Regions from separate parts of the Mus musculus genome. Here region 2 is linked to region 1. The links are chromatin loops, found by intact Hi-C in ENCODE. Cell type or tissue: heart. All regions are shown on one strand. Each heading gives the region's core, and the rest is flanking DNA. Links, peaks and the distances in the headings are about the cores only.

Evidence for each region. Peaks named below come from ENCODE experiments on the same cell type or tissue, not always from the same donor. Only the 100,000 strongest peaks of a DNase experiment are listed, where the experiment ranks them.
Region 2: it touches region 1 in a loop (2.1-fold over the local background); 1 of 42 quality-filtered maps calls a loop at or near these places.

The regions. Positions count from the first base shown.
Region 1 is chr2:91,400,616-91,411,737 of GRCm38, reverse strand. All of the region lies in intron 2 of 1110051M20Rik (RIKEN cDNA 1110051M20 gene), which reads left to right. Among named protein-coding and RNA genes, the nearest start is that of 1110051M20Rik, 39 kb to the left of the region's middle. In heart, for the core only: no CTCF peak of the experiment used is centred there; no DNase peak of the experiment used is centred there.
Region 2 is chr2:91,331,165-91,342,286 of GRCm38, reverse strand. The region is part of intron 3 of 1110051M20Rik (RIKEN cDNA 1110051M20 gene); the gene reads left to right. Among named protein-coding and RNA genes, the nearest start is that of Arfgap2, 72 kb to the right of the region's middle. In heart, for the core only: no CTCF peak of the experiment used is centred there; a DNase peak (open chromatin) is centred at 6,916.

The sequences.
Region 1 (11,122 bases), core at 2,824-5,323:
TCAGGGTAATGGAAAGCAGACCTTCTCTCCTGAGGTCCTTGCTCCTCATGCTGGCAGTCAGACTCCAGCCTCTGAGCAGTTGGAATGTACTGAGAAACCACAGAGCCCAGAGAGAGCATTATGCAGGCAGTTCCACACAGGGGGAATCTATTTACACCACACAAGTTGCCGTTTACATGCGTGGATAATTGTTTATCTGCACACTCTCATACTTCACCTACTATGTAATACACATGCCCTGTCAAGAGGGTTTAACTAAGAACTGTTATCTCCAGATTGCCCTGAACATCCAGGGGATACTATGGGAATTTTGATGAAAAATCACCTTTTAAAGAGAGTGGTTTTTTTTAGTTCAATGTGATGTTTAGAATTTTAAACCATACAAGTCTGATCCCCAAACTACTCTGTTTCTTGCATATTTTCCTGACTAAATGTTTTTCTTCATTCCTTTGCCATACAGTAAGTATTGTGACAAAGCATCATGTATCAGTAGGAATTTGCCTGTAAAGAACTGTACTTTGGCTGAGGATAACGTTTACAGAGGAGCAGACAGCGGGAGCACGTGATCAGATCTTCTGCAATAGCATTAAGTTATATAGACAGTAGGCTAAGAGTTGAGAACAAGGAGAATGAATAGTTAAATAAGAGCAGTTAAGTAACAACACGGGGAGCTTTTCTTCATTGGGAAAGACAAATAGAATTTGCATAGGGGGAAAACGGGCTTTTAATATGGCCTGAAAGCACAGTAGCATAATGGTTAAGAATAGAGACTTTGATCTTTGTTTGAGGGCCTGCCAGTGTGTTTCGGGCAGGGTGCTTAGCTTTTTCTGTAAAACAGTGAGATTCATACATAAAAATATGTTCAATGCCAGGCAGTGGTGGCGCACGCCTTTAACTCCAGCACTTGTGAGGCAGAGGCAGGTGGATTTCTGAGTTCGAGGCCAGCCTGGTCTACAAAGTGAGTTCCAGGACAGCCAGAACCTGTCTTGAAAAAAAAAAAACCGAAAAAAAAATGTTCATTACCAAATTGTTGGAAGGAAAGATTAAATTAGATAATGGATGTGAAGGGCTTGTTGTTCAGCTTAAGGTCTAATGAGTGTTGCATAAGCTCTGGTCCATCACTGCTGACACTACTTCTCACGCAGCCACTGAGTAAGGTACCTGTACCTTACCCAGTGTTGTAGATGCTAGGGATGTAGCAGTGAACAAATCAGGAGGAATCCCAATCCTCGTGAAGATTCTGTTCTGAAATTGTCGTTTTTAATTCTTTTAGCTTTATTTTATGTGTTTTGCCTTATACATGTTCATACTTGGTGCCTGACATTGTCAGAGGATCGCTTTGGACCCCTAGAACTGGAGTAGGGATGCTTGGGACCTCCGAGTAGTTGCTGGGAACAGGATCTGCATCCTCGAAAGAGCAGCCATGTACTTTTAACCACTAAGCCATCTCAGCAGCTCCTGAGTATTGTTTTGATCCCACCTGTTTTTTATGTGTATATAATAATGTTAGAGTTATAAAAATGTGAAACTATTTGAGCTGATCTCATCCCTCCATTCAGCTGCATCAGTGATCCATCTTCCGGAAGCAGGATGAAGCTGTCAGTGTCAGTAACTTCCTAGTGGGAGGTTCAGGCTCTGCTGCAGCCTGGGGTGGCAAACGTTCCTAGTGTGAGTGGTGCCCTGGGTGGATCAGCAGCGATGCAAAGCAGCCCATCCACCCTAGTCCTGGTGGGGCTCTCATGTTTCTGATGGGCAGTTTCTGCTTACTATAAAGTACAGGTAGACACAGTTTTCTCTATTTCTGTTGAGGGCTGCACCTTAACATTTGCCTCTTAGAGCAAACGTTGGTTTTTTTGTTTTGTTTTTAATATCTACCTATGTTTCAGGTATCGCTTCTTAGTCTTTGGGTTTTGGCAGTTTTGACATTCTTTGAATAGTTTGATTTTAAAAGTATATTTAAGGGGACTGGAGAGATGGCTCAGCAGTTAAGAACACCAACTGCTTTTCCAGAAGTCCTGAGTTCAAATCCCAGCAACCACATTATGGCTCACAACCATCTGTAATGGGATCCTATGCCCTCTTCTGGTGTGTCTGAAGACAGCTACAGTGTGTGTGTGTGTGTATAATATACACATAAATATATATAAAATAAATATATATACACATAAAAATATATATAATAAATAAAATCTTTAAAAAAAAGAAAAGTTAAGTATGTTTAAACAGTTTGTTGTTTAGTGCCTCTTAAACCTATAGCTTGGTGTCTTACATTTTATTTACATTTATTTGTTTTGTATGTATGTATGTGAACTCCCTCATTGTCACATGTTCCACACTGCATGAATGAAGGTCAGAGGACAAGTTGAAGGAGTCATTTTCTCCTTTTACCATGAGAATTCTGCAGCTTGAACTCAGGTCATCAGGCCTGGGAGCAGACACCTTGCCCACTGAGTCATCTTGCTAGCCACAGTTTGATTATTTAATTGTTTTGTTTTATTTTTAAATCAGTTTTGGTAAATTTTCAATTAAGAGCTATTCAGATATACTTCTGTTTTTCTCTTTATTCTTACTTTTTGGGGATTCCAATTATATAAATGTTAGACCTCCTCAGAGTATCTGTGTCTTCTGTACTTTCTTTTTGCATTTTCCTTCATTTTGTCTTTTAGGTTTTATTTCACATATTTTATATTCTAGTTCATCAATTGTTTCCTTATTTGTGTCTAAATGCTATTATGCCCACCTACCAAGTTCTTAATTATGTTATTGAGTTCTTCAGTAATTTCCACTTAGGCTAGGGGATGACGGTGGCTCTTGTTTGGAATCCTGCCATTCAGGAATCTGAGACAGGAGGATTTCAAAGCCCACCTAGGCCCAGTATTGAGACAATTTCAAGACCTCATTTTCTTTTCCTATTTTGTACTTTTCATTGCTAGTTTCTTTCTTTATTCTTGCTTTTTAATTTGCTCAGCCCAGTAAAGCGTGGGTGTTATAGAATCCATATCTGGATTTGCTGTGGCTTATTTATTTTATCTCTAGTATATCTTTTTAAATTCTATTGTTTTACTTTGTAGTCTACTTTTCCCTTTAGTTGAGTGATACTCATTGGGTATGAAAAGAACTGTAGAGACAATGGCATTGAATGTTTGTTATCTTCCTCAGAAGATTTCCATCTGCTTTGGCAGATCCCTGGGTGCTAGCACTCCTGGCTTACCTCAGTCCCATCAGGTGCTGGAATGATTTGAAGCTAAGCAAAATTGTCCAGGAGAGGTGGTTTCTAAATAGCTCTCTGGAGAGCAGAAGAGCAGTATGGCTTTACTGGCATCCGTCCTCCAGCCTCAGTGCATCCTGGACCCCACTGCTTTGCCCTCCAAAATTAAAAATCATCTGAAAACTCAGAAACTTAAACTTTAATTTAAAAGTATTAAGTACAGAGTATATCAGCTGCACCCTCAACAACTAGCAGAGGCTCCTGGCACTATCAAAGGACATAGTGATACAAGTTGTGAGTGACAGCAGCATGTGTGATATTGTGAGAAGTTTAATAGAGTTGTAACATGATAGGAGCTGAGATTTCTACCGTTGACAAAGTCACAAGTACAACAAGAATCTGTGTTTACAATCAAAGTTAAAGGAACTGGTATATCTCAACTAGAAGGTAGTAAAAATGTAGAAAATTTTACCTTTTCAAGCTTGTGAAGTTCTTGAATTCAACCCATGAATCTGTCTTTGGAAGCCCTGCCCATGGGGATAAACGGCCACAAATGCATGGCTCACTTCTCTGGATTTGACTCTTTCATAACCTGGCCTTGTCATTTTTCATTGTCTTGAAAACAGCCCTCTGACAACGTCAAACATGCTAAACAGAGTCCCCAATGGAGGAGCTAGACAAAGGACCCAAGGAGCTAAAGGGGTTTGAAACCCCAGAGGAGGAACAACAATATGAACCAACCAGTACCCCCAGAACTCCCAGGGAGTAAACCACCAACCAAAGAGTACATAAGAAGGGACCCATGGCTCTAGCTGCATATGTAGCAGAGGATGGCCTTGTCATCAATGAGAGGAGAGGCCCTTGGTCCTGTGAAGGCTCAATGCCCTAGTGTAGGGGAATGCCAGGACAGGGAAGCAGGAGTGGTGGGTTGGTAAGCTGGGGGAGCGGGGGGGGGGGGTGGGTGGGATCAGGGATTTTCGGAGGGGAAACAAGGAAAGGGGATAACATTTGAAATGTAAATAAAGAAAATATCTAATGAAAAAAAAAGTAGAAGGGAGACCAGGACAGGATGGGATGGCAGATGGGGGAACTAGAGAGGGTAATGAGGGAGGAAGAGAGACAATATTTTGGAATCTAGATTTAAAATACACACATACACACACACACACACACACACACAAAACATGAAAGCAAAGGGGGCTATTTAGAGACAAGGGGAGCAGTTTGGGGGAAGGTAGGATGGATGAGTAAGGTACAGTGGATATATGTGTATTAAAACATGAAATGTTTTATTTTGTATATTAACTGTGCTGGCTAGTTTTATGTCAACTTGATATGTATATATGTGTGTGTGTATATATGTGTATATATATATGTATATGTGTATATATATATATATATGTGTGTGTGTGTGTGTATGTATATGTGTATACACACAACACACACACACACACACACACACACACACACACATATCCATATCCTGAGAGGAGGGAACTTTGACTGAGAAAATGCTTTCATAAGATCAGGCTATAGGCAAGCCTGTAGAACATTTGGTAACTAGTCCAGCTATTGTGGGTGGGGACACCTCTGGGCTGGTGGTCCTGGGTTCTATATGAAATCAGGTTGAGGGCTGGAGAGGTGGCTCAGCAGTTAAGAGCACTGACTGCTCTTCCAGAGGTCCTGAGTTCAATTCCCAGCAACCACATGGTGCCTCACAGACATCTGTAGTGGGATCCAATGCATTCTTCTGGTGTGTGTCTGAAGACAGCTACAGTGTACTCATAGAAATAAAAATAAATCTTTAAAAAGAAAAAAAAGAAAAGAAATCAGGTTGAGCAAGCCACAAGGAGCAAGCCACTAAGCAGCACCCCTCCATGGCCTCTCATCAGCCCCTGCCTCCAGGCTCCTGCCCTGGTGAGTTTCTGTTCTGACTTCCTGGGTTGGTAAGCAGTGGTGATGAAGCATAAGCCAAACCAAACCCTTTCTGCCTGCCCCAGGTAGCTTTGGGCATGGCGCTTCATCACAGAATAGTAACCCTGACTAGGACAGTAGCTTAAAAGGTTAATACAAATGTGGGGGAGAAGAACCATCTGCTTTTAATGATTTACTGACTCTTTCTTGGCCAGGAGGGTTAGTTTGAATTACCTAGTCTATCTTTACTGGAAGAAGAATTCCGTTAGAGTTTGCATCTTAGTGGAATATAATTATATTAGCAGAAATAGGAACTATTCATTATAAGGGTTATTAAGGAGTCTAATTTGATTTATGAAGGACTAGTACAAGCTGAAAAGCAAAAGACAGGAAGTACATGATTACAATATGGATAAGGCCAGTTGGTGAAAGGTTCATTTATATTGGAGGGAAAAAAAAAACAATGATAAAAGCCAGTATCGTATAAATGCCAAGAAATAAACTTCCCGTCTGGTCTTCTCTTCATTTTTTAAAATTGGTAGCTATGTGGTAAGCCTACACTGACTGTCAGACACCGTGCCAGGCATGGACATCAAGGAACCCTCTGTTGTATAAAGATGCTGGAGATATAAAATCCAATTCAAGTAGAGGGTCAGAGGTTCTGGAGTGCTAAATAAATGTATCCCAGAAACAATGAATTGTACAGAGCTAGAAAGTGATCCATAGGGGAATGACGATTATCTCAGGACTGAGAGAGAATGCACAGAATATCAGACAAGGAAAAGCATCTCCTTCCCTCCCTCCCTCCCTCCGCTCCCTCCCCCTCTTTTTCTGATATGATCATGTACAGTCCAGGCTGATCTTCAGCTCACTGAGGATGGGCTTCTGACCCTTCTTCCTCCACTTCCTCCACAAGTGCTGGGCATCGAGAGTGTTGGCTGCCTCCCCAGCCTAGACCCAAGGTCTTAGTGACAATAATTGTTATTATCACATTTATTTATTGACAGGGAGGGTGTGTGCCACAACACAAACGTGGTGACCAGAGGACAGACTTGCCGTCATCTATTCTTTCCCTTCACTGTGTGCATCCCAGGGCTTGAATTCAGCTTATCAGGCTTAGCAGCAAGCATCTGTACTCAATAAACCATCTCACCTTCCCCAACATTTAGATTTTGACTGCTGAACAGAAGCAAGAGTTGGAGCTAAGAGGATGGAGATCACATTAGGTATGAGATTTCCTCAAGAGCAGGTCTGGCTTTCCGCCTCCAGTCCTTTTCCTTTTTTCTTTTTTGTTTCTTTGTTTTGTTTGAGAGAGAGTCAGGTAGCCCATTGTGGCCCTGAGGATGACCTTGAACTCCTGACCTTCTTGCCTCCACCTTCCATTGCTTGCAACTAAGACGCCTGACTGTTGCCATCATTGTTAGTTGCTGTAGTAAAGGGTTTTTGTTTGTTTGTTTGTTGCTTGTTAGTACTGGGATTAAAGGCCTGCATCGCCATGCCTGGCTCATTCATTTGTGACTCTTTTAGGAGTTTATTAGTTAGCGTATGAAACTGAATCCTCACACACTTTTTGTAGTAACACCTTTCATTTTGTTGGGGAAAGGAAGAAGGGCGACAAGTTATTGCTCTTATATCCGTATAATGTTTGGAGTTTGATTGCTGGCTAATGCCTTCCCTAGTAAAATTCTGTCTTCTCTCAGGCTTCATGTGAGTCCTAGGAAAGTCTTGAGAATTGCCAACAAAGATATACTATTAAGTGTCAGAAGTTTTACATCTTCAGGAAAAGGCATCTGATTCCCTTAGATGAGATTCTACCCACTTAATGGTTGCTAGAGTGCTGGTAAAAGTCCATCTCCACAAAGCCTCATAATACAATATTGAAATATTTGTGATAAAGGAGAAATTAATAAACAAAGCTCCTGGTGGTAGCAGGAGTGAAGCTGTAGCTTATTTTAGAAATTTGAACCATTTATCAGTTACAGTTTTTACCCAAATAGGCATTTTTTAAAGTTTGTCACGTTGATTTTGTAAAACAAACAAAAACAACCCCCTACCCCCCAAAAAACCCTAGCTTGTGAATGATCAATGGCTTATTTAAACTGTCTTGTTACGTTTTCCTTATGAGATGGTAGACATTGCAGAGAAGAGGTCTGTGTGGATAGAGAGGTAAATGGAGGGAAGAGAAGAACTGGAGTATTTAGATCAAGGAGGACATTTAGAAATGTTGGTTTCTTACTCTCCCGTGCTGGTTTTTGAACATCAAGAGAAATTCATGGGGTTCAGGCAGAAGCGGTGAGAAGGCCCCTGCTATAGTTAGTGTCCAGGGCAGTGGGCAGCTGGTCTGAGGTGTAGGCTCCTCCAGAGATTAGCGCTGTTCTTGCGTTTCTTCAGAGCGTGAGGAGGGGAGACTGCATGCTGGTTCCCAGGGGCAGAAGCTTAAACATAGCCTCGGCCATCCTCACTGGGTTCCTTCTGTTTTCTCTAAGAATTGTGTGTTTCTGGTTTGCTTTTTTTACGACAGAGTCTCTCTCTGAGGGCCAGGCTGGCCTTGCACTCAAAGTAGTTCTCCTGTCTCCACTTCCTGACTGCTTGGATTATAGGTATAAACTACCACATTCAGACCACTGAACTATATATACATCACGAGTCCCACAACCTGGGCACAGTATGAGATTCAAAAAAAAGTGTGTAGCTTTTAGCTAAGTGCAGTAGTGTGGTGCATTTTTTCTAATCCCAGAGGCTAAGAAGGAGGCTAAATTTGAGGATAGCCTGGGCTATGTACGGGGTTTCAGTATAGAGACCCTACCTAAAATAAGTAAGTATGGAAGGAAAGAAAGGAAGGAAGCCATGATGATTATAAGACTTGTTGACAGATAAGCCTAGATTCACTGTGAAAGGTGTATCTTTATAACTATGACATGACACTGTCATGTTTGAGGCCCCTCATTTAGATCATGTTGATAAGTGGGAGCACACCCAGCTGTCTTCCCTCTGTCCCTTCTAGGAATAAGAAGTGGATCTAATGTTAAATTGGCTTCCCTTGGCCCTAATATTAAAGTTGAAACAAAATGTTTCGAAAGAACTCTTTTATATCTTGTAAATTAGAAAGTTTGTGGTTTCCTGTTCCCCCTTTAATATTTGTTATGGGTTATTCACCAAAGACATAGGTTTAAGCCAATAGAAAGTCTTTAATAGCTGGTTGCTGACTACACTGGGTGTTCAGGACCCCAGGGTAGCCCTGAGCCTTTCTCAGGGGGAGCTTTTAAGCACAAAAACCATGTTCTGCATTGACACACTTCAGATAACAAGAACAGTTAGCCACAAGCAGAACTACAGAAGCCAAAAAGCAAAGTAGTACATTTAGAACTATGGGCTTTGATGGGTTAGGCCTTTGTTTTATTGTCAGGTGGTACTGTCTGCATGCTGAATTTTACGGCCTGAATGGTACTTCCATCATGGAGTCAGTTATACTAAGTAAGTCTGGGAGCCTGCTAAGGGCTAGTGCCCTTTTTCAATTTTGTTGCCAGTTGGGCAGAATACTAATTGTTATTATATTTTTATTCTATATTTCATGTTTGTTGAACATTTACCTTGTGTTTACTCTGTACTAAGTGCTGGGATGGATTTTTTAAAATGTCAAGTGCTTTGTCCTCAGAGAGTATGCAACTAATGGGAAGACATTTTGGCAGAATCCTAACTGAAAACGGCTTGAAGGAAAGACAGGGAGATAACAATATATAGGATCTAACTGGTATATACACCAAGACAGCCCATGGTAGACACGGCCTTAATTCAAAGAGGGTCAATAGAGCTACTAATGTGGTATCACACTAAATCTGCATCTGCTTCTCTTCCATTTTCCTGTTTTTATCCTCAGGCTGGCCACTAGGGATTTGGGGCTGACATCTCCAGTGTAGTAATGGTGATAGAGAAAGAGGTTCTTTCCTAGTAGCTCTAACAACATTGACCTGGGATTGACACCTACTGGACTGTCTTGTGTCACATACTCAAAGTTGAACCAGTGAAGTGACCAGGAAAAAGAAATACACTGATTAGACTGGCCTTCCCCCCCCACCCCACCCCCCGCTCATCTTTGATTATTTTATAATCAATATTCAAATACCTGAATTTTTCCTACTTGAAGCCAAACTACTTAAACATTTTTGTTGTTGTTTTTGTTACTTTTTTGATGTCTTTAAAAAACAAAACAAACAAAACAAAAAAACAAAACCCAACAGATGTATTTATTTTGTGTATATAAGCACACTGTAGTTGTCTTCAGGCACACCAGAAGGAGGCGTCAGATCCCACTATAGATGATTGTGAGCCACCACGTGGCTGCTGAGACTTGAACTCGGGACCACTTAAAGGGCAGAATTGAACTCGAAACCACTTAAAGCTCTTAACCACTGAGCCATCTCGCCAGCCTCTTTTGTTGTTGTTTTTGAAACAGGATTGTATGTAACCCTGGTGGATTTTAAATTTACTACACACACACACACACACACACACACACACACACACACACACACACTTTTTTTTTAGCATGTTAGAGAGATGTTCTACCATCAAGCTCTATCCTAGTTCTTCCCCCATCTTTATTGTAGTTATCATTTCCAGATATTATCATACATGCTAACTGTGGTGGCTTGGCAACTTGTCTCTTTTATTCTGTCGTTATTCACAATGGAGTAATGTAGTTGATCCATATTTCAGAAGCTATAGCAAAAACTGTTCTAGAGGAACTTCATCTAAACTAGGACTTGATTTTTTGTTAGTTTTTTAAAAAGTAAATATACAAAATAGCAGCTTGCTTTATGACATTTTCATAGTGTATGTCATTGTCCTACGCCCACATTGTTGCTCCTTTAACCCTCTTTGATCCATTTCCCATTTCTCCCCTTTCTTCTCCCAAATACTCTTCTTTTTAGTTTCATGTTTTACACACACACACACACACACACACACACACACACACACACACACACACATATACACACACATAGCCCTACCTGGGCTCCCCCTCTGAGAGAGATCACATGATACTTGATTTGTCTTCTTGCTTCCCTGTTTTCCTCACCCTCCCAACACAGTTCCAAGCTTTTTTGTATGACAAGATCACTGAATTGGGCTTGAAGCAGAATGGAATCAGACTGAGGGGTGAGTCGGTTTGCTTTGGGAGCAATGTGAATTATGGCCAGAGGGCCACTGTGGCAGACCATGGTTTAGACAGCAGTGCCAGTCTGCTGTGATGCGTTCCCTTTCTCCACACTCGCCTGACTACAGTCAAAGCAAAATGGGGGTTTAGTTCCTGTCCTTTTGGATCTAGGACAGACATATTTTGTCACCTTACAAATCCAAACCCTGGGCTGGTGAGATGGCTCAGTGGGTAAGAGCACTGACTGCTCTTCCAGGACTTCAAATCCCAGCAACCACCCATAATGAGATCTGACGCCCTCTTCTGGTGCTGTCTGAAGACAGCTTCAGTGTACTTATTTATAATAATAAATAAATCTTTGAGCTTGAGAGAGCAGAGACCGAGTGAGAGGGCCGACCAGAGCAAGCAGGGTTGACTAGAGCAAGCAGAGGTCCTAAATTCAATTCCCAACGACCACATGAAGGCTCACAACCATCTGTACAGCTACAATGTACTCATATACATAAAATAAAATAAATAAACAAGTCTTAAAAAAAAAAAGAAATCCAGACCCTCTCTTTAATCCACAGAACTTTTATTTGCTAAAGATGAGCTTTGTACTGCCCTGGACATTCGGTGGGCCAAGCACCAGAGATCCTGCATTGTCTTTGGTTGTTATCCCATCAAGTTAGCCCATTAAGTGCAATGGATGGCAACAGAAGGCCATTTATTTGGCAAAGGATAGAGGAGGGAAGAAAATACCTTTCTGATATTTTCATAGAGGAATTTGAGGATTCAGAGTTTAGTCATAAATAACCAGATTAATGTGTTTAAATGCCTTAAATCACTTTAAAATTTTTCCT
Region 2 (11,122 bases), core at 5,777-8,276, 72 kb after region 1:
TAGTGCCTCTGCTGCTGATTCATGTTTGCTATCCTCACACTACAGAACTGGACTGCTGGTGTATCCATGAGGTGTTTTCCAGTGGATCGAGCTGCTGCTGCTGAACTGTGAACTAAATTATTCCTGACAACACAGTTAGGATTTGCTCCAAAGAACCATTTCTAAACAGCTCCACTGCCCCATATCCTTTCATTCCCACTACTTCTGGTGGGTAGTGAGCTAGAAGGGAGGTTAAAGTGTTTAAGAACTATCATTAAAAATAGGATTTGAAAAAGTTAAAGCTACAAAAGGTCGTTGCTATATTTATTCATTCTTCTTCCTCCAAATCTTACTGAGTGCTTGCTTATGCCAAACATTGTTTGAATGCCAGATATGGAGAACTTAACAAAGTCCCAACTACATCCTACAGTGATCAAATGATCCCCGACAGCAGGTGTTTAGTTTGGGCACTATGTTTTTAAAGGGAGGCAAGGTAACAATAGCAGAGGGCAGTAATTTTGAAATATAGACTAGCTTTAGTCCTGGTTGTATACAGTGTTGCTGAGTGATCTTGGGTAAGCCCCTTAAGCTCAGCAGTAAGAGCAGGGCAATCAGTTTAGCCTCATAGGTGGGGTGGGACTGAAAGGAGATACTGGGTGAGAATTGCCTCAACCAGTGCCAAGCACTTACTAGTCTTAATAAATGTTAGTTGTCCAATTATTGACATTGGCTAACTGAAGGATGTCCTGTTGTTGGTGATGTGACTTGAAACCAAATAATTAAATAATTAGGAACATTTATGGGAACCAGGAATGTTAAGCTTAAAAAAAAAAAGAGGAAGAGGAAGGAGAAGGAGATGAAGAAGGAGAAGAGGAAGAAGAGGAGGAGGAAGAGAAGAAGAAGAAGAAGAAGAAGAAGAAGAAGAAGAAGAAGAAGAAGAAGAAGAAGAAGAAGAAGAAGAAGAAGGAAGAAGAAGAAGAAGAAGAAGAAGAAGAAGAAGAAGAAGAAGAAGAAGAAGAAGAAGAAGAAGAAGAAGGAAGAAGAAGAAGAAGAAGAAGAAGAAGAAGAAGAAGAAGAAGAAGAAGAAGAAGAAGAAGAAGAAGGAAGAAGAAGAAGAAGAAGAAGAAGAAGAAGAAGAAGAAGAAAAGAGAGAGAACAAAAGAAAGGAAGGAAGGAAGGAAGGAAGAAAGAAAGAAAGAAAGAAAGAAAGAAAGAAAGAAAGAAAGAAAGAGAGAGTTAATGATTTGGCCTGTACCCAGGGCTCCCTTGTTTCATGTGGTTTTGAAACACAAAATCAGATCCAGAAGGTGGAAGTTACCAGGAAAAGTGATTTCACAATGTACAGTTTTTTGGTTTTGCTGTGTTTTGTTTGAGACAAGGACACACTGCGTAGTTTTGGTTACCATGAAACTCACTAGACTAGGCCTCAAGCTGAGAGATCTGCCTGCCTCTGCCTCCGCCATGCTGTGGTGGGATATTTTCCTAACCCTTGGATTTATCTTATCCTTTGTGGATGGTGACATGCCTAAATTTGCCTTGTTCATAATGGAAAGAGTTACTTGGAAAGCAATGACTTTCCCATTATTCAGAGTAACAAAGCAACTCTGTATGCCTCATATGGCTGAGGCAGGAGAATTTTAGGTAGGGTTGCCCAGTAAGTTCCAGGCCAGCCTAAGCTACATGGTGAGCCCCCATCACAGATAAAGAATAACAAAACAAAGCAGCATAGACCACAAAGAACATGCTAGATGTTTGCTCAGTAGCCTCATGAAGTCATTTAAGCATAAACTGAATTAATGAAGCTATGAAGTCAGATGATAGGATGGTTAGAGAGGACAGGGGTGTGTGGAGTTATTGTTCAGTTAATATAAAGTCACTGTTTGGCCTGAAATTTTAGTTCCAGCGACTGCCCTGCAGTGTGGTGCCTATCATCCACAGATATGCATGCTGTGTATTTTAGAAGGCTGGATCCCATAATCATATCAGTTATTCTTGCCACACACCCAAAGGAAGGAAGCAAGGAGCTTCTTCAGAAGGGGTAGATGTGCCATATCTTGATGGTAGTGATAGGAGTTCCACAGATTGTCCAGGAACATCAGACTACATATTCATACATATGTGGGTTTTTGTATGTCAACTGTATCTCAAGAAAATTGACTTTTTAATTAAATATGCTTCAGATTTCTTAGTTATTTTAGCTAAGCACTTACAAGCTCTGTATGGCTATTGGCTTTTACTGTATTAGGCAGTGCAGAAAATTCTATTGGACAGTGCTTTTCTAGATGGTGCTGAACAACGGTGTTCAGAAGTAAATCCAGGAACAGAACTAGGAAGGAGCCGGACTGATAAGGTGACTTCTAATGCCAATTCTAAACTGGGATTGTATGCACTCTTGAAGTTTATGTTTTCTATCTGTTTTACTATATGTGTATAGGTGTTTTGCTTGCTTATGTGTTTTTGTGTTCAAGGAGGCTAAAGGCGGACATTACATCCTCTAGAGCTAGAGTTACAGACAGTTAGGAACTGTCTTGTGGCTGCTGGGAACTGAGCCCATGTTCTCTGAAGAGCAGCTGAGGCTCTTAACTTGAGGCATCTCTTCAGCCCTCATATTTTTTAACAACTTGTAATAGCAGATAGTTTATTTAACAACTAGTAATAGGAGATAGTTTCACTGTGAAATAAAAGAAGTGTAATTCTCAAAAAAAATAATGTTGAATTATTTGACAATATCTTTATTTTATTGATATGACTTTTAAATTGCTTTTCCTCTGCTCACCGTTCAAATTAGAGACAGTTCTGAGGAGAAATGGCCAAGACTATATGTTAGTCGTTGCATCCTCTCTTCTAACTTTCCCATGATTTGTTTAGTTCAGCCTGAAGGGCCTTTGGTGAGGCTTTGAAATCACTGAGGAGAAAATAGGCTGAGCTGGAAGGATTGGTTAAAGGCCACAAGAGTGGAGTCTAGGGCAGCTGCAGTGCTTGAAGGAGCTCAGCTAGGAACTTTGTCCCCATGCCCAACTCATCTCCAGGTTTTCTTCTCCTTTCGCTTTCCACTCCAAAGGAAAGACATTCACAGGATGTTTGATACATTGGAGCAATGACTGGTTTGGAGGTCTTGAAACACCTTTCCCCACTTCAAGCCTTAGGGTATGCTTGTCTCATGAAGTTTACAGATCATTAAAAATAATCCTTCCCCGCACTCTGAGAGGCAGAGGCAGGCAGCTCTCTGAGAGTGAGTCTGAGGCCAGCTTGGACCAGTGAGTTCCAGGACAGCTAGGGCTGATACACAGAGAAAAACATGTCTTGAAAACAAAACAAACAGTCTGCAAGGTCATGTGGTTTTTATTTTGGTTCCTGACTAAAAGAAGTATCATTAGGTGTGGAGACCTTTATTCTGGAGGTAGAGGCAGCAGATCTCCAAGTTTGAGGCTAAACTGGTCTACAGAGTGAGTTCCAGGACAGCTAGGGACACACACACACACACACACACACAGAGAGAGAGAGAGAGAGACAGAGATAGGCAGAGACACAGACAGAGAGAAAGGAAGAGACAGAAGACCAAACTAATCTTTGAACCATGCAGAATTTTTTATATATAATTTTAATGTTTTTAGGTATTCCAGCACCTCTTTGCTCTCTGCCATTTACAGAATTCCAGTATCTTCCTGGAGCTAGAAAAGAAAAAGAACGAAGCAAAACAAAACAAAAACTGTGTTATTACAAGACAAATTCTCTTAGGAATATAAAGGTTCTTTGTTTAGTTTGGGGCATTTTTGTTTGCTGTTTGTTGTTTTCAGTTTTGCTTATTTTGTATACTGCAGAGTAGTTCCCCGAGGCCATACGGGGGAGGAGGCTTTTTACATAGATGGGCCTCTGCAGCCAAGTGTTTGCAACCATTACTTTCCTTTAAACTAACTGTTTCTTAAGCAACTACTGCTTAATGACGATGGATAATCTCCTTTCATTGCTTAAAAGGGTATAAAAAGAAAACAGAGCCTGTCTGGGCTGCCGTCAAAGAATCTGTAGCTTAAATGCAAACCCAGTGATGTTGATGAGCGGGAGGTTTATAGACCTGCCTTAGCCATGGTGTGTGTGAATGAATGATTAAAGAACCCCTTTTCTGGGTTATTCAAAATACATTACTTTTCATTATTGTAAAATATATGTATAAAATTCAGTGGTATTAAGTTCATTGTCATCCCCACTCATTCGCAGAACCTGTGCTTCACCCCCCAACTGAAACCACCCCCACTAAACGATGGCTTTCATCCTCCCTTCCCTCCAGCCCTTGCCCAGGGAACATCTATCCCACTTGAATCTGAACGTGCCTTTTCTGGAAAACTCACATAAGTGAATAGCAACTGACTATAAGGAAAGACTGCCTTCTGGAGAAGAGGCACATGTCTGAGTGAAGGAAAGCAAACAAGAATTAGACACCTTGAGAAGTTACACTAATTTATCTCAAACAGCAGAAAATGTTATTGTTCATAAACTTTGATTCTATGGAGTCATAAGGATTCCTTTCTTCTGTTTTTCATTTTATTAGCATTTATTAATTGTACAAAATAATGGGTTTCATTATGACATTTTATACTTTGTATAATAACTTTGATCATCTTTAATTCCCTATCATTATACATGGTGCCTTTTCTTCTACCTCCAGGCCCTCCTTCCATTCATTAGCTCTCTTGCTTTCTTTTCTTATTACATATAAATATGTAAATACATATGCTGAGTCCACGCAGTGCTGCTTCGATTATGCTTTTAGAGCTGACTATTTGATACTGGCTAACTACTTAGGAGCTGGTCCCTGAGGAAGACTGATTCTTTCCCTTTCTCAGCAGTCAGTAAGTGCCTGTAGTTCTTCATAGGAAGATATATCACACTATAGAACCCCAGCTGACCTGGGACTCACTATGTAGACTAGGCTGGCCTAGAACTCACAGAGATCTGCCTGCCTCAGCCTACACAATGCTAAAAGGCATAAACTACCATGCCTGGCCCTGCTATAAAAGTCTTGTGCAGGTAATCTACAGAACTCTCAGGAGTCTCTTTTGTTTTGATCTTGGAGAGGCCCTGAAAAAAGCAAAAGAATTGTTTGCTTTCTAGATTATCTATCCGTCTATCTATCTATCTATCTCTGTGTGTGTGTGTGTGTGTGTGTGTGTGTGTGTGTGTGTGTGTGTGTGTGTCTATGGGACAAGATAAGCATATGCCTATCTGTATGCCATGCACACATACAGAAGACAGAAGAGAATGTTGTCTCCTTCAGAACTGGAGCTATGGCATTTGTGGTATCTGAACTCTGGGCTTTATGGTTGCATAGCAAACACTTTTAATCACTGTGCCCTATTTTGTTTAATTTAAATAATATTCCTTATGCTTTTAAAGCTAAAGGATGCCTCACTGTCTCAATGTGTAGATCTGCTCCATCAGTAATACAACATGGCAGCACCAAATTGTGTTTTGTGCTCAACAGTGGAACAAAAAGCACCACCTGTTCCTTAAACTCCTAATTGTAAAGTTATTTTCTATGGAACTGTTAGAGGTTCTCTTTATACATCAGTGCTTCTGAGGTTGGGCTGCAGTACTGTAATGAGCCACTGGACTAATGGGTCTTTTTCTACCTGCCCCTCACTTCTCTGACAAAGTTTGAGATGGCTCAGACAATCCTTGAACTCACTAAGTAGGGGATAATTACCTAGAACATCCTTATCCTCCTGCCTCCTGAACACTGGAATTGCAGGCATGCACTGTAACACCTAACACCAGATGCTGAGAATCAAATCCTTTGTGTGTATGAGGCAGCAGGCTACCCACTGAACCACACATCCAGCCCTCCTCCCTTTCTCCTGTTTAAGCAATGGTGGCACTGTGGTAGAGAACATGCCTATTATATGCAAGGCCCTGAGTTCATTGCCCAGTCCTGAAAAATAACCAGAAAATAGTTTCTACTCTGAAACCTCTCCCACTACTCTGATAACCTGAGTCCATCCCTGTTTCCTGTAGAAATATCCCTGGATTCCATGACCAACTTTATCAAACATCCATTGTGTATCTTTGAGCAAGTCACTTATTTTACTGTTTCCCCACAGAGCTGTTAAGTGAGCACAGAACCAGGACAAGGCCACCTGTGGACTCTGTAGTTCCACATCTCTCCTTATTTTGGAAAGGGGGAAAGCCGTTTTTTAAATATTTTTATTAGGTATTTTCCTCATTTACATTTCCAATGCTATCCCAAAAGTCCCCCATACCCTCCCCCCCCACTCCCCTACCCACCCACTCCCACTTTTTGGCCCTGGCATTCCCCTGTACTGGGGCATATAAAGTTTGCAAGTCCAATGGGCCTCTCTTTCCAGTGATGACCGACTAGGCCATCTTTTGATACATATGCAGCTAGAGTCAAGAGCTCAGGGGTACTGGTTAGTTCATATTGTTGTTCCACATGAAACTCAAGAAGAATGAAGACCAAAGTGTTGACACTTTGCCTCTTCTTAGAATTGGGAACAAAACACCCATGGAAGGAGTTACAGAGACAAAGTTTGGAGCTGTGACAAAAGGATGGACCATGTAGAGACTGCCATATCCAGGGATCCATCCCATAATCAGCTTCCAAACGCTGACACCATTGCATACACTAGCAAGATTTTGCTGAAAGGACCCAGCTAGAGCTCTCTCTTGTGAGACTATGCCGGGGCCTTGCAAACACAGAAGTGGATGCTCACAGTCAGCTATTGGATGGATCACAGGGCCCCCAATGGAGGAGCTAGAGAAAGTACCCAAGGAGCTAAAGGGATCTGCAATCCTATAGGGGGAAAGCCGTTTTACTCTTCTGCATTTCTCCCCTGGCCCGGTGAAGAAACTTCAGCATCCAGGCCTATCACAGAGGAACTTTGCTGAACTACCCCTGAAGTGACTGCACGGGATCTTTGCCAGAAAGCTTGGAGGAGTTGGAGCCCCACCCATGCCTCTGGGGAGTTCTCAAGTTGTGATCTGGAAGAGACTGAGATGCAGTACAGCTCTCCTTCCCTAAATCTGTTCTTCTTCCCCAATCTACAGGGAGGTGGGAAGCAGAAGTGGGAAGTGGGTATTCATGACGGCTAATGTTTTGAGCACTTCAGATTAAAAACACTAGGTATAGTCCTACTTCTTATTGGCTTCCCTGACTTGTAGAAAGGTTTCCTTTGGCTACTGACTATGGAGAAGATTGGTCTTTTCCTGAATTTAAGTTTTTCCCTTTGTCAGTACTGGGGGTCGAACTGGAGCCTCACAGAAGCACCAAACAAGCACCCTGGCTCAGAGTGCACCCAAGCCCTCTTCTTTTTCTTTTGAAACAGGGTCTTACTAAGTTTGCTTAAGTAGTTTTGAACTCATTCTGTACCTAACGCTGAACTTTAAATTCTCCTGTTCAAGCAGCTAGAATACCAGACCTTTGCTAGCAGGACTGGACAAGATCACCTCTCTACATAGTTTCATTGGCAGAACAAGGTGAACAAAAGCTGCTGGGATTAATAATCAGGAGTGGCCATGAGCCGTGCAGGAAGCACACAGTGGCCAGAGGCTCACTGCAAGTTCCAGGCCAGCCAGCTGCCTAGAGAGGCCCTGTCTTAAAAGGGAAGGGGAGGCCCACGGTACCATCGCCTTATCTTCCATGCTTCCCAGTTGACTGGCAGTGCTCGATCCCTGGGATTTAGCAGAGGATCCTCCTCTCTGTGCTTCAGTTTAGTCCTTCCTCACACAGCCAGGACTTCAAAGGATTCGTTCCCATTATAACAGCCAGTAGGAGATGTTTTTCTTTTCAAACATTCCCTTTTACAAACTTCCTTACATTTATTTGTGTGTAGATGTGGGGGGTGGGGGGTGGGTGTCACATGTGGATGTCAGAGGACATTCCCTTATGGTAATGTGGGTCCTTGGATTCAGCTTTGTTCATTAGTCTTAGCAGCAGAGCTTTTATACACTAAGCTGTCTCTACCCACTGAGCTGCCTCACAGGTCCCAATTTATTATTTTTTTTTAATTTTTAATTTACTTATTTATTTTTGTTTTTTCTTCGAGACAGGGTTTCTCTGTATAGCCCTGGCTGTTCTGGAGCTAACTCTGTAGACCAGGCTACCCTCGAACTCAGAAACCCACCTGCCTCTGCCTCCCAAGTGCTGAGATTAAAGGCATGCGCCACCACTGCCTGGCTCTGACTTATTTTCTTTAAGGCAAAATAAGAAATTTGGAGCTCTTGCTGTTTTTGCTTTGCCTTAAGATTTATTTGTTTGTTATTTACAAAACAAACAGTAAACTACTGGCTAACATACTCTGACATTCTCCTTGGTGTCTTTATACCTTTTGGATCCTGGCAAAATGTTAAAGCATTTAACACATCACCAGCTCATCTCCACGTCTTCAGATAGAAAGGCCGTCTGCCACAGTGTGGATTAAATCACATGAGGACACATGTATTGGAGATGATATTACTTAAGTCTGGCCATATGAACAGCATTACCCAATGCCCTTCCTTTCTCATCTTTAGTAGAATAGACAGTCAGTATGAGAGTGGATGAGGCACAGATCTATTTAATGGATGACACATTATCACTCTCTAGAAGAAATATATAGCATTTTATTTTGAGGGAATCCTCATACTGATTTACTTGGGACACTAAAGGCCCTGCAAGCCTAACCTCTGTAGGCCTAGTTTACAGAGAAGAGCCCTTTTACATAGCATTTTTTATTTGGCTCACTAACCTCTAATTCCTACTCACTTGCGGCTAGCTTTTAAAGAGGTGGTCAGTTCCCATGACTGCTAAATATCTCTCATTGCTTGAAGAGTGTTTGTGGGAGGTCTTGATCCAGGTTTTTGCATTTCCTGAGTGCACATTCTGGTTCAGTGCTTCTCCCCCCAGTCGTGGAAAGGTGGTAGTGGTTGTCTCAGAAAAGGGAAAAGGGGGTACTCACTACACAGTCCTCTGTGCTCCTGTGTACAGTGACCTTTGGAACAATAGCCTGAGTTCTTTCTCTTCACCACCATGATAGCCTTTGCCTTTTTTTTTTTTTTTTTTTTTTTTTTTTTTTTTTTTTTTTTTTTGAGACAGACGTCACTCTGCAGCCCTAGCTGGCCTGGAACTCACTCTGTAGACCAGGCTGGCTTTGAACTCGGAGAGATCCACCTGCCTTCATGCATGCTGATGTTACAGACATGCAGCATAATGTCTGTTCTTAGAGGCCCACTTAGCGCTGCCTGCCTTTGCTTTCTCCTGGCAGATGGAGAGAAATCGGTGTTGGTGGAGACAACACCTTCAAAACACATTTCTGTCAGTGTGATCATCCTATATTAAAGAAAGAACCAGAGGACGTGGGTCTAGACAACCCCAGAGCAACCTCATGGGGTCAGCAAGGTGTTTGCTTGAAGCACGATCACACTGTGACCTACGTGAGCTGCCTGTGCCCAGCCGCCATGTCTCTGCCTGTGGGAAGGGAACAGCCGCAGCAACCACTGCCTCCACGGAGGTTCGGGAGAAATCTAATGAGATAATGAACTCCATCCTACTTAATTCTCTTACAAGGGAGCATATTGTTGACTTTGAGGGGTCTGGCAATCTATTACCTCCTCAAATAGGACTATTGTGAAAAGCTAACCCACTGCCAAGAAGTAGCCATTGATTCTGTGGCTAGATCAGGCCCAGTGTAGGGAGGGGAAAGGAAAGGATTTTGATTTCTCTCTTGGAAGAGCTGTCATTAACTAGATAGATACAAAGCGCGTTCTTTCTCTCTCTCTCTCTCTCTCTCTCTTTCTCTCTCTCTCTCTCTCTCTCTTTCTCATCAGAACAGAATGTCATTGATGCTCATTTTGAGAGAATATTAGGTTCAGTCTCAGTCAGATATTTATTCTCTCTCTCTCTCTCTCTCTCTCTCTCTCTCTCTCTCTCTCGCTCGCTCTCAGATAATAGGACCTTACTCTTTAGCCCAGGATGGCATTGAACTCACTGCAGTTCTCTTGCCTTAGGCTCTTATGGTCTTGTTTGTTTGTTTTTGTTGTTTTAATTTACTTTTTTATGTGTGTTGGTGTTTTGTCTGTCCATATGTCTATTTGTGGGTGCCAGATACCCCAGTACTGAAATTAGAGACAGTTGTGAGCCACCATGTGGGTGCTCAAAATTGAACCAGGGTCCTCAGGAGAGAAGCCAGAGCTTTTAACCACTGAGTCAGTCTCTCCAGCCCCCTGGGATTAGGCTCTTGAAAGGATTGCAGGCACGATCCCCAACATCTTTTCTTCTCATGCCTTCTCTCCTCTTCTCCCGGCTCCTTCTCTACTTCTTTTAATTTTTGGACATAGCAAACTCAGACTCACACAACTCAGACTGGCTATTTTACCAAGTATGGCCTTGAACTCCTGATTCTAGTTCCCAAGTACTGGGATCTCAGCCTGTGCCACCACACTCAGCTAGAACATGCATTTTCAGTGGGGGCAGTATTACCTCCAGCAGGACAGAAGATGGTTTCTTTAGTGATTAAGAAGGGGGGGGTTGTTATAGTTTGGGATGTAGCTAGGAAACACATATCCAATGGGGTTGAGGGTAAAGATGACACAGCAAGGTTGAAGAGCATCCCTGTGGTCTAGAACAAGCATGTAGATGTCAGTTCCTCTTTCTGAGCTGTTTTCCCTGTGCCTAGGCAAGCTGCAGATTGTCAGGTCTGATGCAAATTGCTATTGATTATTACGTTCTTCTAAAAGGAACTGAGTTCAGAGAGAACTTAAAAGAAGATGAAATTTGTCCCCTAAGGGGTAAAGATTTCAGACAATCAACTTAAACATAAAACCTACCCGTTAGAACCAATACTTCATGCTTAAATAAAATGTGGTTAAATCTTTAATGTAGGAGGTTTCTTTCTTCTCTTGCCTCTTCAGCCGTATACAGCACATCAAGGGTAGAGATGATCTTCAAAGTGCTTCAAAGAAGAAGCCAGATCTGGAGAAAGAAGAGGGTGCGGTTCCCAAAGGCAGGGCAGGCATAATTGTCTAAACAGTGACAGAAAGCGGGCAGCGTGAGAGGAGAGTGGGAGTGGACATTTAGGAAATGTTGCTGTTGTTGCTTGTGTTACACACATTTATACATCAGAAGTAGGTCCCCTCCTGCCCCCACCATTTGTCT